2 separate regions of the Homo sapiens genome follow, and region 2 is linked to region 1. A link is an interaction called in ENCODE POLR2A ChIA-PET data of the cell type or tissue named here. Cell type or tissue: Panc1. All regions are shown on one strand. Links, peaks and the distances in the headings refer to the core of each region. The heading gives the core; the rest is flanking DNA.

Evidence for each region. ChIA-PET counts read pairs that join two places held together with the same protein. Peaks named below come from ENCODE experiments on the same cell type or tissue, not always from the same donor. Only the 100,000 strongest peaks of a DNase experiment are listed, where the experiment ranks them.
Region 2: POLR2A ChIA-PET joins it to region 1 with 12 read pairs; 2 of 35 experiments call an interaction of 5 or more read pairs at or near these places.

The regions. Positions count from the first base shown.
Region 1 is chr7:76,115,083-76,130,848 of GRCh38, forward strand. No RefSeq gene overlaps it. Among named protein-coding and RNA genes, the nearest start is that of MDH2, 75 kb to the left of the region's middle. RefSeq lists enhancers at 2,269-2,563, 4,985-5,486, 5,487-5,986. In Panc1, for the core only: no CTCF peak of the experiment used is centred there; no DNase peak of the experiment used is centred there; H3K27ac peaks cover 1,091 bases.
Region 2 is chr7:76,214,396-76,230,161 of GRCh38, forward strand. The region is part of intron 1 of SRRM3 (serine/arginine repetitive matrix 3); the gene reads left to right. Among named protein-coding and RNA genes, the nearest start is that of SRRM3, 20 kb to the left of the region's middle. RefSeq lists enhancers at 8,395-8,895, 10,234-10,738 and a silencer at 11,083-11,283. In Panc1, for the core only: no CTCF peak of the experiment used is centred there; no DNase peak of the experiment used is centred there.

The sequences.
Region 1 (15,766 bases), core at 3,849-11,848:
GACTGTGCCACTGGGCTCCAGTCTAGGAGACAGAGTAACACCCTGCTTCAAAAAAAGAAAGGAAGGAAGGAAAGGAAAGAAAGAGAGATGTGTTGCACAGTACAGCATTACATGGAAATACTGCAGTGGGTATGAAAATTATTAGGTGCTGAAATTTAAATTCTAAAAACAAAAAACATCTAAGTGTAGATAAAGTGTTTCTCGATAAAGATAAAATGGCTTAAAAATTTTAAGGCAGGCCGGGCACGGTGGCTCACGCCTGTAATCGCAGCACTTTGGGTGGCCGAGGCGGGCGGATCACGAAGTCAGGAGATCGAGACCATCCTGGCTAAGATGGTGAAACCCCGCCTCTACTAAAAATACAAAAAAATTAGCCGGGCATGGTAGCGGGTGCCTGTAGTCCCAGCTACTCGGGAGGCTGAGGCAGGACAATGGCGTGAACCTGGGAGGCGGAGCTTGCAGTGAGCCGAGATTGTGCCACTGCACTCCAGCCTGGGCAACAGAGCGAGACTCCGTCTCAAAAAAAAAAAAAAACAATTTAATGCAGTTCGGAAAAGATTTTTCTGGAGTTGACCCATATGCTGAAAAGGCTGCTCACCGCCGGCATGTACAGGGATTGGAGAAAACAGAAATGATGTGGGAAAAGATGTGGGCAAGAGCGGATCACTCTTCTGGATCTCAGAAATTTTAGAAAGCAAATACTGTGGGATGCAGTAGGAACAATTATCCGTTTATGGCAAGGCTGCCTGGGCAGTTTTTAAACAGGTAAGAATGAATTCTTATATTGCATAGGCCCTTAGGATACCATCTAGAAAGTTTAGTTGGTGGGAATAACATGAATTTAAAGTTTTTAAGCAGTTTTGATAAATTGAGTACAAAGGCTATTTTATACTACCACATTCTTCACAACGTCAGAGGAACTGCCCCAAGAAATTTATATGATTACTGATCTGAAGTTAGTTAGGTTAGTTCAGGTGTAAAGAGTGTTTATTTACTTATTTGAAAGGACATTAACTTGCAGCCAAAGGCCAAAAGGGCTTCTCTAGGGACATTCAGTTTAAAAAACATCTCTTTCATATACAGTATGTGCAGACTTCATGTTGGACACTAAAGATACCGGAGATACATGCACAGGACTTGGCCACCTAACTATGAAACACACAGTGTAGAAATGGAAAATAGGTGGCTTAGTGGCTCTTCAAACAGGAGAAATCTGAGGCCATATCCAGGTGTCTGATATAAACTAGTGATGCCTTACAAATAGGCATGGTGATATTTGTACTAGTTAATTACCTCTTTACTTTAGTACACTAATTTAGAAGTCTACTAAATTATTATAGAACAAGAACACATCACACTTCCGAGCAAAAGAAAAACATCAAATCCAAGTTGAGCAATTTTCTAAAACATATTATTATACAGCATATATGCTTAAGTACTACAATATACATATTCTAAGTTAGTACAGCTATCCCATCAACATTTCATGTGGGCTCAAGAATAAATACAAAACCTCAGTTTTTAGTTCTGATAAAAATGAAAGACGTATGTCACATGAACTCTGAATTTTTCCATATTAAGGATATCTATCATGGTTCCTAACTTAAAAAAAAAATCAATAACAGCTCACTTGTTTTAACTCCAAATGTTTTACTCTAGAGAGAAAAAATACCTAGAGAAAGACAGCTACTTACTTACACAGTCTAATTACATTTCTGAAGGGCGAGAAAGCAAGCTTTTCTCCTTTACAAACTGAATTCAATATCTAAAAATTATTTCAACACAAGTCCACTGCTTATTAGCCTAGTGATTGCTGACCCCAGCTAGAATATAGCTAAACAGTTAAACACCCCTGCTGCTTTTCTAATTTCCTTTTTCTTTCTAAGACTTCCTTACTGCATAGAAGGAACTTTCGGAGCTAATTCTGAGTTTAATGGTTATAGAATGTTACAACAGAATTAATCCCTATTTACAAAATGAATTCCTTTACAGGCAGTCTTATGAATTATTGCCACTGAAATTATGGGTCAGAAATTATGGATAAAAGAAACAGGTGTGGAAGTCACAACTACTTGACATTGGCAAAATCTAGCTGTGTAACCTTGGACAAGTCACTTATCCTCTTTGGCTCTCAACTTCCTCATCTATAAAATAAAGGGACTGAAACTCCATAGTTGCTAAAGTCCCTTTCATTGTCTAAATTCTGTCCTTTCTCTAACTGAATGAAAAAATTCAAAATCAAAATACAAAGAACAAAACAGAATTCCACAACAACAACCCTTAAAATTACTGCCACTGGCCTAACAATGGTTGCACAGAGTTAAAGGTCTACTATGGCAGTTTATACTATTTACAAGGTCACAAGTCAAAAAGGCCTGTTACTAAAAGCACATAATTCAAGTGGCTTCAAGGTCAGAATTTCCACACAAAGATGATCCAAACACCACTGAGTTGCAGTGGAAAAGTACTAGCCTCAGAGTTGGGTTTTAGCTTGATTCAGAGGCTTTTCTTAGGTAAGTAATTTAACATCTCTTGGTCTTGATTTTCTCCGGTATAAAATGACAAGGTTGCACTATATTATCCCTAAGACCTTTTCTCAAACCAAAGCTCTATGTTTCTATGTGGTTATTCTCAACCTACCCTTTTGTAATGCATCCCTTCCAAAAACAGCTTGGTCTGTTTATAGATTTCTTGGCCTGTCTTGTGGAAGGTCTTGAGAAATTCTATGAACTCCTTAGACACTCTATCCGTTTCAATGCTGGTTCGCCGGTTTATGGAAGGACTGGCTTTTGCTTCCTGAATTTCTGCTGGGAAAATTAAACATAGAAAGTTTCATGACATAAAAGATCCATGCGTGGAATTACTTTAAGTATCTTACCTAAGGTTATTTAAATTATGCTTCATCAAGGTTAAACTTGAATTTAAATCATTTTATGTTTGAATGATTGGACAACTTACCTTAAAGTAAACTAAATCTGTTTTACAAGTAGGAAGTATGAGTAGACAAAACTACATTATCTAAAAGATATTCCTACTGAAATAAAAGTTGTTCTATTAATATTTTCTTTGCCAAAATCTACCATGCTTTCATCTATATCTTCAATCATGAACACTGAAATGGCACCACTAGGCTTCTCAAAGACTGCTGGAGTTTATAAAACCAGTCAACAAATAGAATAACAATCAATAGAAGCACTGAAATGTTAGATGACTTATAAATGTTAGACAACCTTTCCAAATCCCATTTTACTTGACAAAAAGGCAAAGGTTAATGTGTTTGTGTGGAGACTCACAATTATTTACCCACCATTTCGTTGGTGAGTCATACTGATCAAAGTGAAAGAATGAATCCAAAGTATTAATAGCATGATGAACACGACAAAGCATACAATGAAGAGACAAGGGAAACATGCACTACACTATCCCACCGGCTGGGCAGACAATTCTTTCCCCTCTTCAGATAAACACACTGAAAGGAAAATGGGACATTTACACAAGAGAGGTAAGGATGTTGTAATAGGCAGTAAGTGCTTTCAGAAAGTATGAACTACCACTTGGTCTTTGACCACATTCTAAGCCTCCTGATTTTGAACTATGCTCTCTAATGTTTATAAGGAATTTAAGTTCCCCATATCCCAATGATTTCCTAAAAATAATTTTTTAAAAAGGTATGTTTTATTTGATTTTTTTTTTTTTTGAGACAGAGTACTGCTCTGTTGCCCAGGCCGGAGTGCAGTGGCAAGACCTCAGCTCACTGCAACCTCTGCCTCCTAGGTTCAAGCGATTCTCCTGGCTCAGTCTCCAACTAGTTGCAATTACATGTGAGTGCCACCACATCCAGCTAATTTTTGTATTTTTTTTTTCTTTTTTTGAGACGGAGTCTCACTCTGTCGCCAGGCTAGAGTGCAGTGGTGTGATGTCGGCTCACTGCAACCTCCACCTCTTGGGTTCAAGCGATTCTCCTGCCTCAGCCTCCCAAGTAGCTGGGACTACAGATGTGTGCCATCATGCCCAGCTATTTTTTGTATTTTTAGTAGAGACGGGGTTTCGCCATGTTGGTCAGGCTGGTCTCGAACGCCTGACCTCAGGTGATCCGCCCACCTCGGCCTCCCAAAATGCTGGGATTACAGGTGTGAGCCACCGCATCTGGCCAGAAAAAGTATGTTTTAAAGATATTAACCTGCCTATTCTACAGTTTCTTAGAGTAATTTCTTTTTTTTTTTTTTTTTTTTTGAGACGGAGTCTTACTCTGTCGCCCATGCTGGAGCGCAGTGGATCTCGGCTCACTGCAACATCCGCCTCCCAGGTTCAAATGATTCTCCTGCCTCACTCTCAAGTAGCTAGGATTACAGGCATGCCCCCCCACGCCCAGCTAATTTTGTATTTTAGTAGAGACAGAGTTTCACCATGTTGACCAGGCTGGTCTCAAACTCCTGACCTCAGGTGATCCTCCTATCTCAGCCTCCCAAAGTGCTAGAATTACAGGTACGAAACACCGCGTCTGGCTCTCAGAGTAACTCCTTATAATCTTTTATCTTCAGGACTCTTTTTTTTTGAGACGGAGTTTCACTCTTGTTGCCTATGCTGGAGTGCAATGGCGCGATCTCGGTTAACAACTTCCACCTCCTGGGATCAAGCAATTCTCCTGCCTCAGCCTACCAAGTAGCTGGGACTACGGGCATGTGCCACCACGCCTGGCTAACTGTGTATATTTAATAGAGAAGGGGTTTCTCCATGTTGGTCAGGCTGGTCTTGAACTCCCGACCTCATGTGATCCGCTTGCCTCCTAAAGTGCTGGGATTACAGGTGTGAGTTACTACGCCTGGCCTAACATTTCTATTTCTCCAAAATTTTCTACTAATAAAATTTTACATGTACCAAATGAAATATGTACATTTTAGCATTACTTGTAATAGCAAAAGACTGGAAATAACTGGCCATCACTGATGGACTAAATAAATTATCCTTTAATCCATAAAATAAAATGCCATAGGGTTTTAAAATTAAAAAGTATGCTTCTTGTGTACTGATATGGAAAGAGCTCATAAATGTATTGGAAGCAAAAACATAAATTAGCAACATAGTGAGATGCTCTCTCTACAAAAAGTAAAAACATTAGCCAGGCATGGTAGTGCGTACCTATAGTGCCAGCTATTTGGAGGGGCTGAGGCAGAAGGATCACTTGAGCCCAGGAGTCTGACTGCACTCCAGCCTGGGTGACAGAGTGAGACCTGGTCTCAAAAAAAAAAAAAAAAAAAGTAAGGGATGTACACTGTGCTGTGTTTTATATAAAACAGGGGGTAGCGGGGTAAGAATATATGTGTTTATAAATTAGAATAAAAGCACAGAAGGATACATAAGAAACTAATAACAAAAGTTCTGTGAAAGTAGGGGAGCAATAGGCCGGGCGCGGTGGCTCACGCCTGTAATCCCAGCACACTGGGAGGCTGAGGCGGGCGGATCACGAGGTCAGGAGATCAAGACCATCCTGGCTAACACGGTGAAACCCCGTCTGTATTAAACATACAAAAAATTAGCTGGGTGTCGTGGCAGGCACCTGTGGTCCCAGCTACTCGGGAGGCTGAGGCAGGAGCCACTGCGTGAACCCAGGAGGCAGAGCTTGCAGTGTGCCGAGATCGTGCCACTGCACTCCAGCCTGGGCGACAGAGTGAGACTCTGTCTCAAAAAAAAAAAAAAAAAAGTAGGGGAACAATAGCAGTGGTACTTAGGAACTAGATGGGCGAGAGACAAAGTAGAAAGGAAACTTCTAACCATACCTGTTACGTTTGAGTCATTTGGATATACTACCTATTTTTTTTAAGCACATAAATAAATCAGGTACAATCTAATTCAAAACAAAAAGGGCAACATCTTTTCTAAAATTCTTTTATGTAAATAAAAAACCAAAGACTGTGCTGACATCTGTATGATTAGGAAAAAATTCTTTATCAAAAATCCTTCTCTGTCTGATAATTCCGCTTCTAGTCATGATGGAATACTCTGATGGCATCAGGTTTACCCTACTATCTTAACAACTGAAGGGTGAGACAAATATATGAACAAAAGGTTTTCAGACATTGGATGACAAGCAAACAGCAGATTAACTCCTGAAAGAAGGGAAACAAATACAGTCTGTCCTAGAGTGTCCCAGCTCACTGCTGGGAGAGTTTTAAAGTCATGGCACAGGGAGAGGCCACTCAAACAGAGCCTAGCTGACTTGCTGAATTGAGGAGACAGCATTTGGAGTTCAGGGAGGCCGATGTGACCAGAATTTGCATGGCAAAATATCATGCAAACACTACGGAGGGGAGAGGGCTACACAGAAAAAGCTCCAGGTATCTGCAGAGGGTTCCCTTGAGTGTGGCTGAGTACTGCACATGCATATGAGGAAACTACCCAAGATGAAAGAACCACCAAGTAACATGTAGAACCACAGCACAAAGGACAGGAGGAAGAAATATAAGAATCTTGTTTAAGATTCTTATATGTAAAGTCGTATAATACTATTATTAAAAAAATTTTTTTCTGTAAAGTGGTATAAATATTATTTGAAGGTAAGTTAAAGACGTATTCTGTAAACCCCAGAACAACCAGTAACAAAAACCAAACAAAACCAAACAAACAGAACAAAGAGGTGTAGCTAACAAGCTGATAGTGGAGATAAAGGTGTGGTCATAAAGAAGGCAAAAAAAGAGGAGAAATGGAACTAAAACAAGATGAGATAAACACAAAAAGCAAGATGACAGGAGTAAAACTTCCCTTATCAAAAATCACATTAAATATAAGTGCTATAAACAGTCTGATTAAATGTCAGAGATTATCAGATTAGATTAAAAAACAAGACCTCACTTCATGTTGTCTGTAAGAAATTTACTTTAAATATAAAGATACAAATATGTTAAAAACTAATGAAAGGAAGAGGATACTCTGAAACAATGAAATAGAGCTTAAGTGGTTATACCAATGTTAGACAAAGTAAACTTAAGAACATGGACCATATTATCAAGAACACAGAGAGGTATCTCATCATAAAAAAGGGGTTAATTCTTCAAGAAAACCCAGCAATCCTAAATTTGTATATACTAATAACACTGCTTCAAAACACATAAAACAAAATTTGATAGAACTGAAAGGAGAAACAAATTCACAATGATATTTGGAGATTTCAATACTCCTCGCTTAGTAATTGACAGAGAGGTGATTTTTAAAAAGTCAGTAAAGACAGAAAACTTGAATGATGTTATCAACCAACTTGACCTACCTGACATTGATAGAACACTCAACCCAATAAAAACATAATACATATTCCATCTGACAAAATAATAATGGTAGCATAAACTTACATATAGGTAATGCCTGTTATGCACTAGGTACTTTTACAATGCTATTTTGTATAATCCTCACAAGTCTATCAGGTAGTACACTTATGATATTTACAAATGAGGAAGCTGGGGCTTGAATATGTTAAGTAACTTGAATAATGTTGCAGTCACTTATAAAGACTGGAATTTGAACCCAGGTCTGTGCGCTTAAATCCAAAGCCTGAGCTGTTGATTATGCTACAACTACCTCAGTAAGCCAAAGAGAGGACTGAAGACTCTTAGAATAACACCAATCCCTCTGACTTTAGAGGTCTGTACACCAGTCAAAGACAGGAAAACCCTACTCATTTCCTTTATTGCTTTGCTTATAACATGCTTCCCTCCCACACATACTTTTCCAAAGAGACACTTTTGCTTAAAAAAGAAAAAAAACTCCTTTTAAAATGTAAATGAAGATTAATTCTATTAGCTACTTAAGATCATACAAGTTACTAAAATCAACACTTTGTTGTTTTTCTCTAAGCTTGCTAAAAATCAACCCCTACTAAGAGGCCAGAAGTTTGGATTAGAGAGGGGAAAGTGAGAGACAGTTCAAGTGTTTGGTACACAGGGAGGAGGTGAGTTATGTTTGAACAGCCAATAGGGATTCAGTGTGTAAGGTGAAAGAAGTGAAGAAGAAGGAAACAGGGAAAAGAACAACCTCACCCACATTACAGTTTATAGTTTTGCCTAGGGCTCAAATGGCAAGTGCTTGCTCTTCAACTTAAAGTCACCTTGCGTTTTTTTTTTTTTTTGTTTTTGTTTTTAATCAGGGTCTCGCTCTGTCACCCAGGCTGGAGTACAGTGGCATGATCGCAGCTCACTGCAGCCTCAACCTCCCAGGCTCAAATGATCCTCCGACCTCAGCCTCCAGAATAGATGGGGCTACAGGCACTAGCCGGGCTAATTACTATCATTATTTTTAAGAGATGGGATCTCACTGTTACCCAGGCTGGTCTTGAACTCTTGGGATCAAGCAATCCTCCTGCTTCAGTCTCCAAAATGCTGGGATTACAAGCATGAGCCACTGGACCAGGCTGCACTTTATGTTTTTAATACAGAAACAAAGCTTGTATTTCAGGAATAGCAAGTAGACCATGATTATCAAGCCTTCCATTGCCCAATCTTTCTCTCTCTCTCTCTTTTTTTTTTTTTTTTTTGGAGAAGGAGTCTCACACTCTGCAGCCCAGGCGGGAGTACACCAGCGCAATCTCGGCTCACTGCAACCTCTGCCTTCCAGGTTCAAGTGATACCCCTGCCTCAGCCTCCCAAGTAGCTGGGATTATAGGCATGGGCCACTATGCCTGGCCAATTTTTGTATTTTCAACAGAGACAGGGTTTTGCCATGTTGGCCAGGCTGGTCTCCAACTCCTGGCCTCAAGTTATTTGCCCGTCTTGGCCTCCCAAACTGTTGGGATTAGGGGCATGAGCCTCTGCACCTGGCCGTCTCCATGCTTCTTCCACAGCCTGCAGAACCATGAGCCAAATGAACCTCTTTCCTTTGTAAGTGATCCAGCCTCAGGTATTCTTCTGTAGCAATGCAAAGGGATTAAGCCATTGTTTTATGTACCTTACAGGATAGTTACCAAATTCAGGAAAATTTACATTGATACAATACTTTTACTCAATTGAAAATCCATATTCCAATTTTCTCAATTGTTCACAATGAGCAGTTCACAATTTTCCCAGCCTTTGTTTCTCTCGGCATGACATTTCTGAAGAACACAGGCCAGGTATCTTGTTGAATGTCATTTAGATTGGGTGTCCTCATGACTGGATTCAGGTTGTTAAAAATTTTCAGCTTAGATATTTCATAAATGATGTTGTGTTCTCAAAGTGTCATGTCTGGAAGCACGTAACATCTATCCTTGCCCCATACATCCCCATTTTATAGTTACCATTTCTCCATTTATAATTAATGAATAATCTGGCTGGGCATGGTGGCTCACGCCTGTAATCCCAGCACTTTGAGGCTGCAGTGGTGGGATCACTTGAGGCCAAGACCAGCCTGGGCAACATAGCAAGACCCACCTCCCGTCTCCACAAAAAAAGGAAAAAAAGAAAAATAAATAAATACATAAATAATTCATAGGCAGTGAATTTGAGATCATGTTCATAACTTGTTTCCTAGGAAACTCGCTCCCCTCATCCCAGATTTAGCACCCAGATAAACTTTACCTGAATCAATTTTTACTACTAACATGACTATAACCTCTCTATTTTATTATTATTATTATTTTTTTTTTTGAGACGGAGTCTTGCTCGTTGCCCCAGCTGGAGTGCAATGGCATGATCTCGGCTCACCCCAACCTCTGCATCCCGGGTTCAAGCGAGTCTCCTGCCTCAGACTCCCAGTAGCTGGGATTGCAGGCATGTGCCACCACGCCCAGCTAATTTTGTATTTTTTTAGTAGAGACAGGTTTCTCCATGTTGGTCAGGCTGGTCTTGAACTCCCAACCTAAGGTGATCCGCCTGCCTCGGCCTCCCAAAGTACTAGGATTACAGGCATGAGCCCCTGTGCCGGCCGTATTTCTCTATTTTACTAGTTAAATTAACACATGGATTATGATTTTGTTCATTTATGGTCCTTATTTATTGATTTCTTCACTTTATTTTATTTTTTTTAAGACGGAGTCTCACTTTGTTGCCCAGGCTGGAGTGCAGTGGCACAATCTCAGCTCACTGCAACCTCCACCTCCCGGGTTCAAGCGATTCTCCTGACTCTGCCTCCCAAGTAGCTGGGATTACAGGCACGTACCTCCATACCTGACTAATTTGGTATTTTTAGTAGAGACGGGGTTGCGCCATGTTGGCCAGGCTGGCCTGGAACTCCTGACCTTAGGTGATCTGCCCACCTCGGCCTCCCAAAGTGCTGGGATGACAGTTGTGAGCCACTGTGCCTGGCCTTATTGTCCTTATTTATTTTGACACTCAAATTATCCCAGACTTGGCCAGTGGAAACCCCTCCAAGCTGGCTTCTAGATCTTCTGAAATGTCCTCGAAATATTGAAGGGGCCTTTTTTTCCCTGCCCCAGCCCCAGAATCAGTCATTTCTCTAAGAAGCCCTGGTTCACTTTAACGAATAAAGTGTTTAGAGTCTAAGGTCTGGGTGGTATTGGTATTTTAACTCTAAAAAAGAAAAGATATGCTTTGTAGGATTACTGTCTTCAGATCCATTTGTGAAAGAGGTACACAAGATTCTACTTGTGATGACAAGATTACAGGAGTTCTGAAAGAAAAGGGCACTTTGGAATGTATAAGCAAGTATCTCAGCTTGGCCAACCACTATGACTTCCTCACTCACCCAGACTGTGGAGACTAAAACACTTTAACTGAGTCTTCACAGTCAAGATTTACTTTCTCTGAAGGCGTATCCAACTCTAAAAGAATGTGAAAATAGTCTTCAAATTCCATAGAAGTTTATTTGTATTTTGTCTGCTTCCAAGCTGCTATGTATGGCGTAAAAGCTTTCCTTTATGCTACTAATAGAAACAAGTAAAATACCAAGAGCAAGGGCATCATGGACTAAAGAAGATAAAGAATACAGAATCCAAAAAGTCTGTTTCTAGTCTAGGCCCAATACATTAAAACTGCACTTAGGCTAACCTTATCCAAACACAATGGCCAAACAAGTAATCAGTGTGAAATGCAAAATTTACCTGGCTAAGTTATATTAAGTGATCTGTGAAACAAAGACATAATGGAATCTTCTTTTCTAACATAAATTTTTAAATGCTTTAAGGTCTTTATCCCCAAAAGCTTTCTACTGACAAAAAGCAACTAAAGAACAAAAAATAGAAAGTACAAATCTACCATTCGAAAAGATGGGGGGCGGGGGGAAACAAGAACAAAGGTAAAAACCGTTCTGCATACATATTTTTAAAATAAAAGTCACTTGGATTGTTTCTTTTTTTAATTAATTAATTTTTTTAGAGATGGTGTCTCACTCTGCTGCCCAGGCTGGAATACAATGGCACAATCACAGCTCACTGGAGCCACTAACTCCTAGGCTCATGTAACCCTTCTACCTTAGTCTTCCAAGTAGCTGGGATTACAGGTAGGTAGAAGCCACTGCACCCAGCTCCAGAATTGTTTCTTTTTAAAGTACAGACTCTGCACTAAATTGTAAATCTTCTTTCCATAGTATCATGCACACTGTACAGAGGCTTTTGGGACATAGGTTTTTAAAATCACCAAGGGGAGTCAGCGAATATAAATGACAATTACGTACTTAAGTAACAGAAACTTAATTATATATATATATATTTACTATTTATTATACACATTAAATAACCTGGGTTTCTGAAGTATACACATTGAATAAAGGAATATAATGGAAAAATATTGACCCAGGAGTTAGGAGACCTGAGTTCTCATACACAAACAGATTGTGCAACCTTGGGTAAATCAGTTAACATTTATGGACTTTCATATTGTCATCTGCAAAATGAGGCTATTCGAGCTGATAATTTTATAATTTTTTTACTATTTCATCTGTTATAAATACTTATCATTTCACTACGTATCATCAAGAAACAGACTTTAAGCTAAATAGAAATGAAGGATCTTAATAATAAATGGCCTTTAGCTCCCTGCAAGATTATTCTATCAGAAGAATAACTTGCATTTTAAAAAAGCTAACACTTACTGGAGATCTAACGTGTGTGTCGGGCACTATGCTAAGCTCTTTACATATGTCAACTCATTGAATCCTCATCACATATCTCTGATAGGTATTACTGTCCCTCAGTGTGGACAAGACTTGGAGTTGTTAGTCCGCCCAGGGTCACAAAGGTGGTAAATGACAAAGCTAGGACTCAAACCAGGAGTGACTCCAAAGTCACCTTACTAACCACCTGGAAATTTCACCTCCTAATAAATAAATCATGAGCCGAATACATACTTATTTAATCTCTGGCAGGTGCTAATTTTTTTCCCCTTTTTAGTAGAGACAAAATAGCTACAACTGGCAGCCAACCAAGAAACAACCAAATTAATCATGTAATCATGCAGGTGGTTCCGGATAATTTTTGTATTTTTTGTAGACATGGGGTTTCACCATGTTGCCCAGGCTGGTCTCAAACTCCCAAGCTCAGGTGATCCATTCATCGTGGCCTCCCAAAGTGCTGAGATTATAGGCATGAGCCACTGCATCTGGTATCCATGTCTTAAGGAGAAGTGTGTTTTTGGTAAGCAATATTTCCTTTTATTTCCTTATAATAAAACAAAAGGAAACAGCAAAAGTCACAAAACCTAGAAGATTGGCAAGGGTCTTAAGGGGTAACACTGTCTTATTATTCATTCCCCTGCCTCCAGGGGAGAACTCATTACAATTACCCCAGGGTAGGAACTGGGGAGCAAGAGAGGGGGCTCCCAGAAAACAGGTCTTCTGACAGCATCAGTGTCGGTTCCCAGTCTCCCTCATTATTTCACATTGACTGCATAACTCTGAGTACCAACATAAATTTTCGGAGACCAAGGCCTAACGACAAAGATTCTTTCTTGCTTCATGTTGGGCCATTTCAACTGGCTTGTCTGCTCAATTGTAGAACACCTGTGACTTACGTGACAATCTTCTTGCTGGTTATATGGCACTTTAAGAAGCCGGGTGAATATGATCACCTACATACAAACCCATGCACTGGAAAACAGCTACTATGGCTCACTTTCATCCCCCCAAGAGCCCAACGTGGGCTTTTTCCTATATGCTCTCAATACACTTCCCCAAGACACAAGCTGTCTCTCAAATAAGCTCTCGGGCAGAAAATCTCTCTCTCAGATGACTTTCAAGCCTAGAAATCACCATTTCTGACAAGCTATGAACAGTGAGGGTATTATGCCACAGAACAAACCAAGATCCACAAATGCACAAAAAACAAAACATCCAAAGAGACAGTCACTTGGATAGGCATGAATTTCATAAACAAAACTACCTATTTCAATTCTCTTGACTCCTCCTACAGAGTAAACAAATTTCTCTAAAACACAATGTCTTTTGACCAAAGAGAGTATGGGTTTCATATATTGTCTGACCCTCAAACCCAATTTCAGTCTCAAATCTGAGCTGATGTTCTCAAAAAGTTGACAGAAATTACAAAGCTGAGCCTATAAGCATTTTGGATCTACTCTGTGTCTCACTCAGGCAGAGAAGAAAAAAAAGAGTATCAGAACATTACCCTTCTTTGATCCGACCCTGGAAGACGCACTGAAGATTTCTTCACTGTGGTAACCTCGTGGGTCTTCTCGTTGGTTTTCTTTCCTTCAAACTTGGAGAATGTGAGGGATTGGGCCCCTTGGCTGCTCTGACTGCTGGCAAAGGCCTCTTCCTCCCACTGGAGTCTGCAATTCAAGAGAGGATTAGAATGATCTAGATATTCTCCAAGATTTCTCTGTATCTGAAGGTTATTACTCCATTTATTCAGGAGGATCTAAAGATTTTAGAACTAGAGACTAAATATGCAAAATCAGTCTGAGGTCTCACATAGCTACAGGATGGACTGCTCTTCATGCACTACAGATTTCAAATGGGATCTTCTCATGCTCATTCAGCAACTGCTCTAGGGTTACATGAAAGAAACCAAGTCTAGTCCTTTTCCCCAACAAGCTCAGTGAAATAAAGAAAGTCTAGTCCTTTTCCCTAACAAGCTCAAGGTTGGAACAAACAAAAAGGTAAGTAAACAACTGCTATATAATGGGACAGCTGCTACATCAGAGAGTAAAAATTGAGTGCTGTGAGAACACAGAAAAGAACAACGCAATCTGCTGGAGGAGTCTGATGAGGCTTTACAACGGTGCTGTTTGGGGTGAGTCTTAAAGGACAAACAGGATCCTTTTTTTGTTTCTGTTTTTTTTTTTTTTTTTTTTTGAGACAGTGTGTCACTCCATCACCCAGCCTGGAGTGTAATGGCACGATCTCAGCTCACTACAACCTCTGCCTTCCAAGTTCAAGCAATTCTCATCCCTCAGCCTCCCAAGTTATTGGGACTACAGGCACACACCACCACGCCTGACTGATAAGGATGATTAGGATTCTACGTGAAAGGACATTCCAGGAAGAAGGAACTACGAATGTGCAAGCCTGTGGTTTGCTTCACAACAAGCTGAATGTAGCCAGAGCACTGGCGTGTGATGAACTGTGATGCTGGCTACACAGGAAGGCACCAGAGGGTAGGGAATCTTGATTGCTAAGCCCATTGCTAAGCCTATTCTGGATTTCATCATGCGGTGGGGAAGCAAGAAAGACTGTAAATCCAAAAAGTTATTGTTGTCAGATCTGTGCTTTAGAAAGATCATGCAGGTAGCTGTAAGAACAACTTGAAGGATAGAGAAACCAGAGACATGGACAGGAATTAAGAGTATATTATAAAGGTTTAAGTAAAAGAAAATAAATACCTGGAAAAGAGGAGTAGAAAAGGTAAAATTCAAAAGACTTTTCTAAGTTGGAACAAACAGAACTTGGTCAAATTGTAGGTGCCAAGGGAGGTTAAAGAGAAATCAAGAGTGAAACCAAGGTTTTTTAGCTAACTTGGTAAAGAATGACGCCATTAACTGACTCACGAGAAGGGTTAGGAGGAAAATGTTCAGAATGGGGAGAATAATAAATAAAAGCAATAAATTTGGCTTCGGATTAGCTGCATGTGAACCATCTGTAATAAATAACAAACACAGGCCGGGTGCGGGGGCTCACGCCCTTAATCCCAACACGCTGGGAGGCCAAGGCGGCTGAATCACTTGAGCTCAGGAGTTTGAGACCAGCCTAGGCAACATGGTGAAACCCTGTCTCTACATAAAATACAAAAATTAGCTGGGCATGGTGGCATGCTCCTGTAGTCCTAGCTACTTGGGAGGCTGAAGCAGGAGGATCACTTGAGCCAAGGAAGCAGAGGATGCAGTGAGTTGAGACTGCACCACTATACTCCAGCTGGGGTGACAGAGCAAGACCCTGTCTCAAAACAAAACAAAACAAAAAACCAAGCACTATCTATAAGACAGTGGTTCTCCAAGTGTGATTCCCCAGACAGCAGCAGCAGCATCACCAGGCAACTTGTTAGAAATGCAGATTCTCTAGTCTTACTCCCAAATTACTAAAATCAGAGACTCTAAGGGTAAGGTCCAGCAATCACTGCTTTTACAAGCTTTCCAAGAGATTTAGCAGGGTCACAATTAAAAGCAGTAAGAAATAGAAACAAAAATCACAGGTGGAGGTGCTAAGTCTGAGGATGGAATCAGGACACCTCTTTCTCTGGAACAGACAAGAAGTTAATATAAAGGTATTAGTACATTTTTATGTGGCAAGGGGAGGAAGCTGAGGCAGTTGGTGCCTAGTGCCCTCTACTGTTTTTGAAACAGGATCTGCTACTGACAGCATCAGGCATGCAGTGGAAACCCTGAGGAGATCATTCATG
Region 2 (15,766 bases), core at 2,941-10,940, 98 kb after region 1:
ATGTTGTAAATTAGCTGCTTAATTAACTATTTAGGCTAATCAGATTAATTGACATTAATTGGTTACCATTTGTCAAGGACCTTGAAAAGCTGTGCTCCTCAGAGTTGAAGTGTGTGACTGGTGCCGGGCAGGGGAGTCGGGGAGGAGCTGTCACCATGCTAACAGCTGGGAGTGTGCAGGTGGCAGGCAGTGGCAGTTCCAAGGCCACCAGGACCGCTGCTCAGGGACTGTGCACCTCCTGGCACCTCTCAGGGAGCCCCAACTTCTGAGTTCTGGCCCCTCACACCTTGGGAAACACATCAACTCTTCCTCTCCCTTAGTTGTTTAAGGAAAGGTTTGGCAGGGACCAGTGGGAAGACTGAGAAACTTTCCTTTTTGTAAAAAGAAAAAAAAAATAGAGATGGGGTCTTGTTATGTTGCCCAGGCTGGTCTAGAACTCTTGATCTTAAGTGATCCTCTTACCTCAGCCTCTCAAAGTTCTGGGATTACAGACATGAGCCACTGTGCCCAGCTGGGAGACTTTCCTTCCTCCATCCCCAAGGGCTGTAAAGACCTCAGAGGGAGAGAGATCTTAAAATTCTAAATAAGTCATGAAATAAGTAGGTCACCACATAACAACTGCTAGGATGACGTGCATATATTCACTCAAAAAAAAAAAAAAAAACAGGAAAGATGAGCAGTATAGGGTAGATAAAATATGCAAAATATTAAACTGTGATAAAATGATCAGATTTGCATTATTTAGTCAATTACAGCCCCCAAAACCCACAGTACATTTTTATGCCTGTTTTAAAGCACAACTAACAGTTTTAAATTATAGCACTTGAAACAACAACAAAAAAAACTACTATGAAATGCATCCTACGTTTTGGGAAGAGAGAAAAAAAAAGCCAACCCACTGAAAAATGGGAGTGTGCATTTGTCTTTAGAGACATTCTCTGAAGATTAAATGGCTCCCATATTTAGTCCAATACTGGGCTGGGAGTTAGGAGCCCGCAGTTTTTTTTTTTTTTTTTTTTTTTTTTAGACAGGGTCTGGCTCTGTTGCCCAGAATGGAGTGCAGTAGTGTAATCATAGCTTACTACAGCCTCAACCTTCTAGGCCCAAATGATCCTCCCACCTCAGCCTCCCGAGTAGCTGGGACTACAGGCGTGCACTACTACACTGGCTAATTTTTTTATTATTATTATTTTGTGTAGAGTCAGGGTCTTGCTATGTTGCCCAGTCTGGTTTTTTTTTTTTTTTTTTTGAGACAGAGTTTCACTCTTGTCGCCCAGGCTGGAGTGCAATGGCATGATCTCAGCTCACTGCAACCTCTGCCTCCCAGGTTCAAATGTTCTCCTGTCTCAGCCTCCTGAGTGGCTGGAACAACAGGCATGTGCCACCACACCTGGCTAATTTTTTTTTTTTTTTTTTTTTTGAGACAGAGTCTCACTCTGTCGCCCAGGCTGGAGTGCAGTGGTGCGATCTTGGCTCACTGCAAGCTCCGCCTCCCGGGTTCATGCCAGTCTCCTGCCTCAGCCTCCCCAGTAGCTGGGACTACAGGTGCCCACCACCACGCCCAGCTAATTTTTTTTTTTTTTTTGTATTTTTAGTAGAGACGGGGTTTCACCGTGTTAGTCAGGATGGTCTCGATCTCCTGACCTCGTGATCTGCCCACCTTGGCCTCCCAAAGTGCTGGGATTACAGGCGTGAGCCACCGCGCCCGGCCCACATCTGGCTAATTTTTTGTCATTTTAGTAGAGATGGGGATTCACCATGTTGGCCAGGCTGGTCGTGAACTTCTGACCTCAGGTGATCCCCCAGCCTCGACCTCCCAAAGTGTTGGGATTACAGGCATGAGCCACCATGCCTGCCCCCATGCTGGTCTTGAACTCCTGGGTGCAAGCAGTCTTCCCACCTCGGCCTCCCAAAGTGCTGGGATTACAGGCGTGAGCCACCGTGCCTGCCCCCAGGCTGGTCTTGAACTGGGTTCAAGCAGTCTTCCCACCTTGGCTTCACAAAGTGCTGGGATTACATGCATGAGCCACTGAGCCTGGACAGGGAGCCTGCAGTCTTATCTTGACTTTTCCACTGAGTCCTTGAGGGTCCCTTCCTTCTCTGAGCCTTGATTTCTTCAATGGCGAGTCCCTGGCCTGTCTTCCTGAGAGAATGCTTACATGGAGCAGAGGAGGAATGGATTTCCAGTACACTGGAGGTGCATACAAATGTGAGGAGAGAGAAGAGGTTCATTTTGGTGGGAGGGTCAGGCTCTCAACATGGACAGGGGAATTGCTTTCTGGGGAGGAGAGGTTCCCAGGTTGGTGACAGAGGTTTCTAGCTTGGGAGGGGATGACATGGAGAGTGAATGTGGGGTCTCTCCCTCTCTCCCCTTTTACTGTCCAATTCTGCAGCCCCTCGGGGGAGGAAAGACCGGGAGAGACTGGAGGCTGTTGCCTAGCAACGAGAGGCGCATCTGGATCGATGGGAAAGTCAGTGATGCTCCAGCCCCCAGCCCGACTCTCTCTTTGATCTCAGCCGGCCCAGCAGAAACCTGAGGGGATGCCCCCCAGGCAGCCAGCTTGATTGGAGCTGAGTCAATAGAGGGAATGTTCCATAATGAGATTGTATGGGCAGTGGAGGCAGCTGCCTGTGGCTTCTCCTGTCACCCTCCTCAGCAGGTGGAAGGGGCCGGACTGTCTGTCCAGCACACACCCTTCCTGCTGATAGCTCTGGCCTGGGTAGGGGTAGGGTAGGGGTACACATCACCATCCAATTTTGATTCTTGTTAGTCTTGCACTTCCAGGGACTCAGAGCCCAGCTCCCCCTGTTAGGTTTTGAAGGGAAGGCGAGGATTATAGAAAGACACACACACAGAAAGAGCACGGCTCAAAAGCAAATGCAGCTTTTGTTTTGTTTTGTTTTTTGAGATGAAGTTTTGCTCTTGTCCCCCAGGCTGGAGTGCAATGGTGTAATCTCTGCCCACTGCAACCTCCTTCCCCCAAGTTCAAGCGATTCTCCTGCCTCAACTTCCCGAGTAGCTGGAATTACAGGCGTCTGCCACCACACCCGGCTAAGTTTTGTATTTTTAGTAGAGACTGAGTTTCCCCATATTGGCCAGGCTGTTCTCAAATTGCTGACCTCAGGTGATCCACCCACCTCGGCCTCCCAATCACGCTGGGATTACAGGCGTGAGCCATCACACCTGGGCGCAAATGCAGGTTTTACGTCCAGCATAAAACCTTCAGAAGTGGGGGACCAACCTAATGTCAGAGCCCACCACTGCTTACAGGCTGGCACAATTTATAGGTATGGGCAGGAGGGGTCTAGGCAGTATGGCTTGCCCAGCAGGATATTGATAAGATGTCCCAATAATGAGGCAGTTCTGGCCCTTGTTCCAGCAGAATGTGGTACTCCTTGCATTTTCTCCCAGCAGAATATCGTAAGAGGAAGGCTGTTTCTTCAGTCGGGCCTTTGTCCACCTTGTGGTCAGGTGGTTAGGTAGGATGTTTCTCACGACCCGAACCACTGTGAAGTGTTTCACTTTGACTAAGGTCTGCAAAATAGCAGGGAGCTTACAAAATGGTGCAGTTTAGACTAACACTACCCAAGCCCTGCCAGTATCCAGGCCCCTGACACTTGGTCCAGATAAGAGAAACTGAGGCTCAGAAAGGAAAAGGGATCTGGTTATACAACTTCTAGCCCATCGTGCCTTCCTCTGCCTAGCTCCCAGGTGTGAGCCTGGAGCGGGGGTTGGGATCTGATCCTGGGGGAAGGAGAAGGAGGTGATGAAAACTGGGTAAAGCACACAGGCTTCTCCGATTTCACTGCAGGGTCAGTCCTCAAGGCCAGCTTGGGAGGGTCCTCAGAGAGCATGGGCTTCTGACACACAGGTGGCTCTCCCTCCATATCTCCACCAAGGCCATCTGATTTGCACCCTCCCGGGACACAGAGACCGCCACCTGCCATCGGTGACAGCTCAGTCATAAGACTGTTCTTTCTTGGGCTAAGCTGAAGCTGCTTCTGTAGAACATTCTCCCCACCCTCCACCCCACCCCCATCTCCATTCTTGCTCAGCAGCCCCAGGGAAGCTGTCTGCTCTTGGTGGCAAGGCTTCAGCCTCCCACAAGGCCACTGAGGGCCCTGACAGAGAGCAGGAAGACTGAGTAAGGCAGGGATTCTTTTGTTCCTCTAGAATGCAGGGGAGAAGAGACCAAACCACTACTTGCTTATTTCATATCAGTTCTGGCCTCTACAGATCTGTCTACTAGGTTGAACTCGTCTGTGTTGCTTTCTTTTCTTTTTTTTTTTTTTTTTTTTTTTTGGCAAGGTCTCACTCTGTTGCCCAGGCTGGATTGCAGTGGTGAAATCTCGGCTCACTACAACCTCTGCTTCCCGGGTTCAAGAGATTCTCCTGCCTCAGCTTCCCAAGTAGCTGGGACTATAGGCATGCACCATCACACCTGGCCTTTTTGTTTGTTTGTTTTTTGTTTTTTTCAGACAGAGTGTCGCTCTTGTTGCCCAGGCTGGGGTGCAGCGGCGTGATCTTGGCTCATTGCCACTTCTGCCTCCCAGGTTCAAGCAATTCTCCTGCCTCAGCCTCCCAAGTAGCTGGGATTACAGGCACCAGCCACCATGCCTGGCTAATTTTTGTATTTTTAGTAGAGATGGCCATGTTGGCTAGGCTGGTCTTGAACTCCTGGCCTCAAGTGATCCACCTGCCTCAGCCTCCCAAAGTGTTGGGATTACAGGCGTGAGCCACCATACCCGGCCTGTATTGCTTTCAGTAGCCAGTGTTGCTTGTTCTGATACCTTCCAGCTGTCTGTCATGCTGGTGTGCAGTGTCCCCACTGTCCTCTGTTGATCAGTCGGTCTGAGCTCCTGGCTTGGCTGGGTCTGTCCCATTTACAAGGCTCTGTATGACCTGTCCTGGGCTACATCAATCTGCACTGATCTCACCTGAGCATTGTTACCTGTTCTCACCTGGGCTGCATTACCTGTACTGTGGACTCCTCTGGAGGCAGCAGACAGTGGAGGCCTCCTTGTCCCTCCTTGTCCCTTGTCAGTGATGCTCCAGCCCCCAGCCGGCTTTCTCTTTGATCTCAGCCAGCCCAGCAGAAGCCTGAGGGGATGCCCTGGGCAGCCTGCTTGGTTGCCACCCAAATCTTTGCTCCAGGAACCCAAATCAGAGCCAACAAAGACAGGAGCCTTGACCAGAGAAGTCCTTCCTATCTATTCAAAGACAGGGCTGGGGCCGGGTGCGGTGGCTCACACCTGTCATCTCAGCACTCTGGGAAGCCAAGGTGGGTGGATCACTTGAGGTCAGGAGTTTGAGACCAGCCTGGCCAACATAGTGAAACCCCGTCTCTACTAAAAGTACAAAAAATTAGCCAGGCATGGTGGCACACGCCTGTAATCCCAGCTACTTGGGTGGCTAAGGCATGAGAATGGCTGGAACCCAGGAGGTGGAGGTTGCAGTGAGCCGAGATCACACCACTGCACTCCAGCCTGGACAACACAGCGAGATACTGTCTCAAAAACAAACAAACAAACAAACAAAGACAAGGCTGGACTCGAGGGCTTACAAAGTAGATGACCATGAGGCCCATGCAAATGTCAGCATGCACATAGTCTAGGCATAGTGAGAGCAGTGACCAAGGACCTCTCCCTCTGTAGTTCCCAGAGATGATGGTGGTAAAACAATAAGTAGTGAGCTCCCATCGGTGCAAACACAGGCGGGGTCTCAGCAAACAGTCCCAGGTGGCTGCTCTGTGCCAAGCCCTGTGCTGAGCACTAGGGATACAGATGTGGATTGGCCCAGTCTCTGCCCTTGGACAGCCCTCAGTCAGCCAAGGAGCAACAGTCATGCTAGATTGCGAGTAGTAGCCACAGGGTGACAGCAGAGGCACGTCCCCCAGGGAGTCCTTCCAGGCAGTCAGGGAAGGCTTCACGGAGGAGGTGATGCTTGAGCAGTCTTGCAGGAAGGGTAGATGAGGAAGAACCTTCCAGGCATGAGGAACAGCATGGGTCAGTGCATTCTTGGGTGGAGTGGAATGTGGTGTGGAGCTGGACAGGGATAGCGTAGGACTGGGCACATTGCCAGCTAAGCCACCAGGGCTTTCTCCTGTGGTCTGCAGGCTCGCCCTCTCTGCCTCACCGGCCCCGGACACCCCATCTTGGCCCTGGAAACTTTGCCAGCCCAGCCACCTCCATTGCCCAGCACAGACTGAGACGGCAGGGAAAGGGTCAGCCCGAGTCCTGCCCAGGCATGGCTGGACCCAGCCCTAGACTGAAAAGGGGAGGGCAGAAGAGGGACCACAAGGGCTATGGTCAAAACACAGAGCTGCAGTGCCCGCACCCTTGCAAGCCAGGCTGCCTGCCCCTCCAGGAACCAGCCCTCCCACCCCCAGCCAGCCCCAGCCTTGGGGCTCTGGCCAAGATTTTCCTCCAGCTCCAGCAGGGGCAGCAGGAAGCTCCAGCTGCTGAATTATTGAAAGCAAGGCTTTCAGCAGTTCCCCTCCCCCCACCGCGTCTTCTGGAGGGTTGGGTAACAAACAGCCGTGCCAGCACCAGCGCCTCTCCAGAGAGACTCCAAGGAGTCATGGAGGAAGCTCACTGGGCTCTGCCCGCTCCCTGAGCCACCTCCTCCCAGGCCTCTCCCTGCAGTGTCTTCTTACCCGTCTTTTTTTTTTTTTTTTTTCCAGACAAGGTCTCACTTTGTTGCCCAGGCTGGAGTGCAGTGGCGCAATCTCAGTTCACCGCAACCTCCGCCTCCTGGGTACAAGCGATTCTCCTGCCTCAGCCTCCCAAGTAGCTGGGTTCACAGGTGCCCGCCACCACACCCAGTTAATTTTTGTATTTTTAGTAAAAGAGTTTTGCCATGTTGGCCAGGCTGGTCTCGAACTCCTGACCTCAGGTGATCCACCCGCCTCAGCCTCCCAAATTGCTGGGATTACAGGTTTGAGCCACTGGGCCTGCCCTCCTCTTTTTTTTTTTTTTTTTTTTTGAGACGGAGTCTCGCTCTGTCGCCCAGGCTGGAGTGCAGTGGCATGATCTCAGCTCACTGCAAGCTCTGCCTCCCAGGTTCACACCATTCTCCTGCCTCAGCCTCCCTACTAGCTGGGACTACAGGCGCCCACCACCACGCCCAGCTAATTTTTCATATTTTTAGTAGAGACGGGGTTTCACCGTATTAGCCAGAATGGTCTCGATTTCCTGACCTTGTGATCCACCCGCCTCGGCCCCCCAAAGTGCTGGGATTACAGGCGTGAGCCACCGCGCCCCGCACCTGCCCTCTTCTTACCCGTCTCTACTGGTCTCTACTGGTCTGTGTGGGTTTGTATCTGTGAAAAGTACCATGATTGGGCTATGAGTGTTTGTAATGATTTAAAATGGTAATTATTGACCTGATCTGTTCTGATTTATATGGATCTATATTTCCTCCTGGTCTAACTCATGCCTGTAATGGTTTAGACTGATTGGCATAGTTCATGGCTGATAACAGCTAACACTTAATGCATAGAGCTTATCGCCTACCCAGGCACTGTACACACGTTATTCCTTTACTCCTTACCCTGAGGTGCGGGTACTTATATTAACCCCATTTTACAGATAAGAAAGAGGTTAAGTCACTACGCACACATAGTAAGTGATTTGAACCCATCTGCTACTGGCTGATCGGCACGGGTCTGTCTTGGTTCATGTGGACTGGGTTATCAGTTATCCTTTAAGGGCCTGAGGGCATCAGGTTGCAAGAGAGAGTTGAGCACAGTGGCTCACACCTGCAATCCCAGAGCTTTGGGAGGCCAAGGCAGGAGGGTTGCTTGAGTCCAGGAGTTAGAGACAAACTAGTGAGACCCTGTCTCTACAAAACTTCTAAAAACTAGCTGGACATGGTTGTATGCACCTGTGTGTAGTAGTGGCCAGCTACTTGGGAGGCTGAGGTGGGAGGATCACTTGAGCCCAAGAGGTAGAGGCTGCAGTGAGCCATAATTGTACCACTACACTCCAGCCTGGGTGATAGGAGACCCCGTCTCAAAAAAAAAAAAAAAAAAAAGTTGCAAGAGAGATCTTTCCAAAATGCAAATCTGACCTCCCCAGCTCAATACCCTTCACTGGCTCCCTATTGCCTGCAGGGTGTGGTCCTAGGTCCTCAGCCTGAGTCTGAAGGCCCTGGGGACCTGGCCCTCCCTCCCCTCCTGGCTTAGTGGGCTCAGCAAGACAAGCCCATGTTTTGTTTTGTTTTTTTAATTTTTTTAATTTTTTGAGATGGAGTCTCCCTCTGTCTCTCAGGCTGGAGTGCAGTGGCGTGATCTTGACTCACTGAAACCTCTGCCTCCTGGGTTCAAGCAATCCTCCTGCCTCAGCCTCCCAAGTAGCTGGGATTACAGGCACCCGCCACCATGCCTGGCTAATTTTTGTATTTTTAGTGGAGACAGGCCAGGCTGACCAGGCTGGTCTCGAACTCCTGACCTCCAATGATTCTCCTGGCTCAGCCTCCCAAAGTGCTGGAATTACAGGATTGAGCCACCGCGCCCAGCTTCAAGTCCATGCTTTTCCCTCTTTCCTCTCCATGCCTTCTTCCTGCTCACCCCCACACCCTGACCAGGACATCCTTCTCCTCCTCCTTTGTCCCGCCAACTCCTACTTATGCTTCAAGATCTCTCCTCCAGGGAGACCTCCTAGCTATGCTCCTCTCCTGACGCACCCCAGCTGTTAGATGTCTCTGCCATGCATCCATCATCCCCAGCATGATAAGCACCAGTGCTTCTCCTTCTGCATTTCTCTCGTGTCCTCTGGTGAACCCCAGAGTAGCCACTCACAAATAGCTGTGACCTGAATGAATGACCCAACCCTGAAGTTGATGGGGTGTCTCTTGGTCCTCTGGTCCTTACCCCCCCAGCCCCACGCTCTTGGGCAGTGAGCACAGGGGAAGCTTTCAATATAAAGTGTTCAAGGCTGGAGGTCTGCAGAAGGGTCCTTACACAGGGAAGGGAAGGGTCAGCAGGAGAGTGCTCCAGGGAATATGTCCCTGTCATGGCTGCACCTGGCTTCAATGCCAGGATTTGGAGTGGGGACACACCTAGATTCCTTGGACATGATGCAGATGGCTTTTCTTTTCCAGCTTGATAAAGTATCTTGACAAACGATTGTTGCACACACTTATTTTTAACAAGACCCAGAATGAGTTTCACAACTTAAGGACCTGGTTTCATGGGTATTTATCAGTTCTGTCTCGTTTCTGACAGTTGGAAAGAATCTTTTTCCTCAGGAGGCACATCCTTGCCCACCTGCTGTCACCACACTGGGCTTTTTCTCTGGAAGGTCTCATCCTGCGTTTGCAGCCACCACCTTCACAGGAATGCAGTTTCCTGGATCATAAATTCCATTCCACTGTAGCCCTCTTAGCCAAGGGTCCCTGGATCTTAACATGCCCTTGGCTTTTGCCTTCCCTTCCCTTCCCTTCCCTTCCCTTCCCTTCCCTTCCCTTCCCTTCCCTTCCCTTCCCTTCCCTTCCCTCCCCACCCCTTCCCTCCCCTCCCCCAACTTGCCCCCCTCCCCCTCTCCCTTCTCTTCCCTTCCCTCTTTTTTTTTTGACAGAGCATCCCCTCCCCTCCCCCCAATTCCCCCTCCCCTGCCCCCACTTCCCCTCTCCCCTGCCCCCACTTCCCCTCTCTCCCTCTCCCTTCTCTTCCCTTCCCTCTTTTTTTTTTTTTTTTTTTTTGAGACAGAGTCTTGGTCTGTCCCCCAGGATGGAGTGCAGTGACACGATCACAGCTCACTGCAAGCTCCGCTCCTGGGTTCAAGCGATTCCCCTGCCACAGCCTCCTGAGTAGCTGGGAGTACAGGCGCACACTGCCAGTCCTGGCTAATTTTTTGTATTTTAGTAGAGACCGGGTTTCACCATGTTGCCCAGGCTGGTCTCAAACTCCTGAGCTCAGGCAATCTGCCCACCTTGGCCTCCCAAAATGCTAGGATTACAGGCATGAGCCACCGCGCCCGGCCAAAGACACATCTTTCAAAGGCACATGTCTAACATCATTCTCTTCATGAAACCTTCCCTGACCATCCTAGGCAAAGGTAGAGCCTCCCTGGTCTCTTTTTTGCTCCTGCAGGACTGGGTGGGTGGGTGGGAGAATGGCATCAGAATCTCTTCATAACAAGCCTGTTACCGCAAGAAAGGATGAATGAATGATCCCACTAAGCTACAAGCTACAAGACTAGGGAATATTGTCTCCGTCGAGGTATTGCTCCTCACAAGAGGGTATTAGCTACGAGGGTCTGCCCACAGACCCTGACCCAAATGATGAATAAAACGTACACTGATACACAGAGATTCTGTTTTGCCAGTCCTGCTGAGTGACCGCCTACACACCAAGAGAGGTTTGTCACTGTGGCCGCCCCGATCAGCTAGGGAGACTCACATTTATTCATTAAGATTAGTTAACAAAAGCTTGAGTCAGCGCCATTAGAGGTAATTGACATTGAGGACTTCCCGAGTAAAAAGCACACATCAAAGGCTCGTCTTGAGACCACATGAGTAAACAAGTTAACTAGATAACTTCCCCACATCCCGTTATTTACTACTCTAATCTATTTAACTGAAGGTAATGGGACCAGCCCACCTTCGCCCCGGTCTATTACCGAAGTCATGTGAAAACCCTCAGGCCTTCCGAAAGGGTTTTGTGGCTATCATAACTAATATTTTTTCCACCAGCCTGACCGAATCCCAACACTCCATTTTACAGATGAGGAAACTGAGGCTCGGAGAAGTTTAATGACTTTTCCTGATCACCCAGGCAGAAGTAGTGGAGCCAGAATTTAAGCTAAAGTCTTCTGACTCCAAGTCCTTGTCCTGGTCTAACACTCTTTTTCCTGGCCCCAGTAGAAGACAGCAGAAAGATCTTAGAAGTAAGAAGGTGGTTAAATTGTGTGACCACAGACGAAGTGCTCAAGTGCTTACTTGAAGCTGTGGGAATCTGTACCTTTGAGCGTGTGGAGGCTCTGAGTCCTGACATTACCTCTGGGGAGGCATGCCTCTGGCTGGCAAGGCCAGGAAAAAAAAGCCCCTAGAGGAACGGTGCTGCCCCCCTCCCCGCCCCCCCCGCCCCTTTCCCCGGCAAAAGAGGCTTCTCAGCCCCGGCAGCAAATGGGGCCCCCTGAACTGGTGATGGGGGTGCTGTCCGTGGTGCTGGAGGACTGCGACGCTGCCAGAGACAAGGGGAGCAGGGAGGAGTTTGCTCACTCCTGTAATCCCAGTGCTCTGGGAAGCCAAGGCGGGGGATCACTTGAGGCCAAGAGTTTGAGACCAGCCTGGGCAACAACGTGAGACCCTGTCTCTACAATAATAATAATAATAATTAATCTCCAGTGCCTTTTACGAGACATTCATTGCATACTAGGTACTGTGAGGGCATTTCCCATGCATTAGTCCTTTACAACAAACCTATGAGGAAGATGCTATTATTAAATAGTTTCATTTTACAGGCAAGGAAACTGAGACCCAGAGAGTTGAAGTCACGTGCCCTAGGTCTCTCAGCTTATGAATTCCCAAAGATCACTCTCCTGTCTCCCTCTCAAATCAGGGGTCCCCAGGGCAGGGCTGGGCCTCTTCCCAGACTCATCTGTGGTCCACTTCTCACTACAGCCCATTCCCTCTCCCCCAGACCTGACCAGGTCACTACGATCTGAGCATCTTCTCCCTCTGAGCCCCAGGGTGAGTGCTGACCTCATTAGCTAAGAGGCCTCTGTGCCTGTCAGCAGCTGACTTTCCGAAACAGGCTGGACCCTGCAGTACAGATGAGCTGTTTCACCTTCAATTAATCACTTGCAGGTAGCAGCATCCAGTTTGTGGCCCACTGTGTCCACACCCAGGCTTGCTCAGGAAACCCAGGCTTGGGCTTGTGGGAGGGAGGCAACTCCAGGGACCCAGCCAGGAGGCTGGGAAATCAGGCCTCTAGGCTTTTAACCACTTCCTGGCTTGTAGAAGAAGGAGTGTGCCCCTTTGGCAAGCATTAAACTAGGGCTTCATGACTTAATCTACACATGGGTTTGGCTGGCTCCAGCATCTGGGCTTGCCCTTGGGAGCTGACCCAGTGCTGGGGACAGCCTCAGTTGAACTCTAAGGGTGGCCGGTGGGGCCCCGGCTCCTGGCTGTATCAGCAGAAAGGAAGTGGGCTGAAGGTCTGGTGTTATTTATTTATTTATTTATTTATTTATTTATTTTATTTTTTGAGATGGAGTTTTGCTCTTGTTCCTCAGGCTGGAGTACAACGGTGTGATCTCAGCTCACTGCAACCTCCGCCTCCTGAGTTCAAGCAATTCTTCTGCCTCAGCCTCCCAAGTAGCTGGGATTACAGGCATGTGCCACCACACCCAGCTCATTTTTGTATTTTTAGTAGAGACAGGATTTCACCATGTTGGTCAAGCTGGTCTCAAACTCCTGGCCTCAGGTGATCCACCTGCTTCGGCCTCCCAAAGTGCTGAGATTACAGGCATAAGCCACCACACCCAGCCTGGTGCCACACACTTAGAGTTAGTATTACCCAGACTTCCAGAGTAGGAAAGGACCCTTGGGGTCTTTGAGTCATTGTTCAGTGGGAGAAACAAGGGTGCAGAGAGGGGAAGGGACTTGTTCATGGTCTCACAGCCAATCAGTGGTAGGGTAAAGACTTCCCATGTGCTGCTCTCAGCCAATCAGTGGTAGGGTAAAGACTTCCCATGTGCTGCTCTCAGCCAATCAGTGGTAGGGTAAAGACTTCCCATGTGCTGCTCTCAGCCAATCAGTGGTAGGGTAAAGACTTCCCATGTGCTGCTCTCAGCCAATCAGTGGTAGGGTAAAGACTTCCCATGTGCTGCTCTGCCTCCAAAGAAGTACAGTGTCAATGCCCCCAAAGACCAGAACAAGTTAGAGTTAGGGTTCAGATTATAGCTCTAGACTCCATATCTGCCTGCTTGCCCCTGCAAACCCCTCACCCTCAAGCACCTCCAATTTGTTCTCCGTGTTCCCCATCACAATAAATGGCTGCACCATCCACCTGGTCACCCAGGCCAGAGACCCGGTGTCATCTAAGCTGCCTCCCCCATCCCACATCCAGTCAATTACAAACCCTGCCAGATTGGCCCATTTATTTCTTGAATCCTGGTTGTCCTCACTGGCTCTGGCAGCCCTGCCTCCTGCTCCCTCCCAGCCTTGCTGGGAAGCCTGCCTTGACGAACCAAGCAGGGCTACAGACACTTCTCCAGTTCTCTTTTATCACACTATGCTGCTGTTTACCTGTCAGTCTCCTGAACCAGCCTGTGAGCTTCTACAGGGCCATGATGGGGTCATGTTCATCTCTATACCCACAGCCTTTAATAACGTGAGGCCAAGAGTAGATGTTGGGTGAGTGTTTGTTGAGTGAATGCTTGAATATCGTTTCTATCTCATGTTTGAACAATTCCTGTAATAGGGACCTCATTCATCCTACGACAAACTGCTTAGTTTTGTTTTTTGTTTTTCTGTTTGTTTTTTGAGACGAAATCTCACTCTGTCACCCAGGCTGAAGTGCAGTGGCGCAAACTCAGGTCACTGCAACCTCCACCTCCTGGGTTCAAGCTATTCTCATGCCTCATCTTCCCAAGTAGCTGGGATTATAGGCACGCACCACCACATTCAGCTAATTTTTGTATTTTTAGTAGAGACAGTGTCTGACTATATTGGCTAGGCTGGTCTCGAATTCCTGACCTCAAGTGATCCACCCGCCTCTGCCTCCCAAAGTGCTGGGATTACAGGTGCAAGCCACCACACCTGGGCAGAACTGCTTCATTTTTAAAGAGTTTTGATTATTATAAAATAAAAACAAAACAAGACAAGACTCTTTTTTGAACTGAGCTGAAATCAACACTAGATGACTTGCCTGTGAGAATCTTGGGGCTCTGTTTTGCAGATTGGCTAGGGCCTTGCTCCTCTTAGGGAATTCTAAGGACCAGTAGTATTGGTGTTACTTGTTAGAAATGCAAATTCTCAAGCCCCACTCCAGATCTATCAAATCAGAAACTCTGGGGGCGAAGTCAACAATCTGTGTCTTGCTGGGCGCGGTGGCTCAAGCCTGTAATTCCAGCACTTTGGGAGGCCGAGGCGGGTGGATCATGAGGTCAGAAGTTCAAGACCAGTCTGGCCAACATAGTGAAACCCTGTCTCTACTAAAAATACAAAAAGTTAGCCGGGTGTAGTGGTGTGCACCTGTAATCCCAGCTACTCAGGAGGCTAAGAAAGGAGAATCATGTGAACCTGAGAGGCGGAGGTTGCAGTGAGCTGAGATCGCACCATTGCACTCCAGCCCAGGCAACAGTGCGAGACGCCGTCTCAAACAAAACAAAACAAAACAAATCTGTGTCTTAACAAGTCTTCCTGGTGATTCTGATGCCCAATAAAATTTGAAAATGGCTATTTCTAGACCACTGCCCACCTCCCCCTAATTTGTGGTCCATACTTGGGCTATATCAGGAGAACCTGGGGGACGTGAGCAATTTCATCCCCAGAGACTTTTTTTTTTTTTTTGAGACAGAGTCTCACTCTGTCACCCAGGCTGGAGTGCAGTGGCATGATCTCTGCTCACTGCAAGCTCTGCCCCCTGGGTTCACGCCATTCTCCTGCCTCAGCCTCCGGAGTAGCTGGGACGACAGGCACCTGCCACTACACCCGGCTAATTTTTTGTATATTTAGTAGAGACAGGGTTTCACCATGTTAGCCAGGATGGTCTCGATCTCCTGACCTCGTGATCCACCTGCCTTGTCCTCCCAAAATGCTGAGATTACAGGCATGAGCCACCGCGCCCAGCCGAGACTTTGATTCAGTAGATCTGGGTTGGATTCCAGGTAGAACTGACATATGAAATATAGGACACTCAGTTAAATTTGAATTTCAGATAAACAACGGATAATTTCTTAGTAGGATTATGTTCCAAATATAAAATTCAAATTTAATTTAACTGGGTATCCTGTGTTCCTATTTGGCAAATCTGGCAATGCTAGCTAAACATCACTACTTCTAACAAGCCTCTCAGTCGATTCAGCCAGGTTTGACCTAAATCCTCTACAATCCTTCATATATTTGAAGCTAGGCATTCTGACCACCTGTATATTCTTATAATCTTCCCCCTCCTTGGCACCCTATTTTTGTTGATATATCCTAAGATAACATGCATTTTTGGCATCCACATTGTGATATTGACTCAAATTGAGTCTGTGATCATTGAAAATCCCTATAATCCTTCCCAAATATTCTGCTTCTGAACTATGTCTACCCCATTCCAATTTTAGTTTGGGACCCAGCTTCAGAATGTGGCACTTTTCACTATCCTGTTTCACTTTCTTCTTCTTCTTCTTTTTTTTTTTTTTTTTTTTGAGACGGAGTCTCGCTCAATTGCCCAGGCTGGAGTGCAGTGGTGCGATCTCGGCTCACTGCAATCTCTGCCTCCCAGGTTCAAGTGATTCTTCTGCCTCAGCCTCCCGAATAGCTTAGATTGCAGGCATGCACCACCATGACTGGCTAATTTTTGTACTTTTAGTAGAGACGGGGTTTCACCATGTTGGCCAGGCTGGTCTCGAACTCCTGACCTCATGATCTGCCCACCTCAGCCTCCCAAAGTGCTGGGATTACAGATGTGAGCCACTGCACCTGGCCCTGTTTCACCTTCTTAGATTCTTCCAATGTCTCCGGCTACTGAGTCCTTTTAGATTCTGACTGTATATCCATGAGCCCTCTCAGGCTGTGTCCTCAGTGAATTTGATTGTCAGACTACCA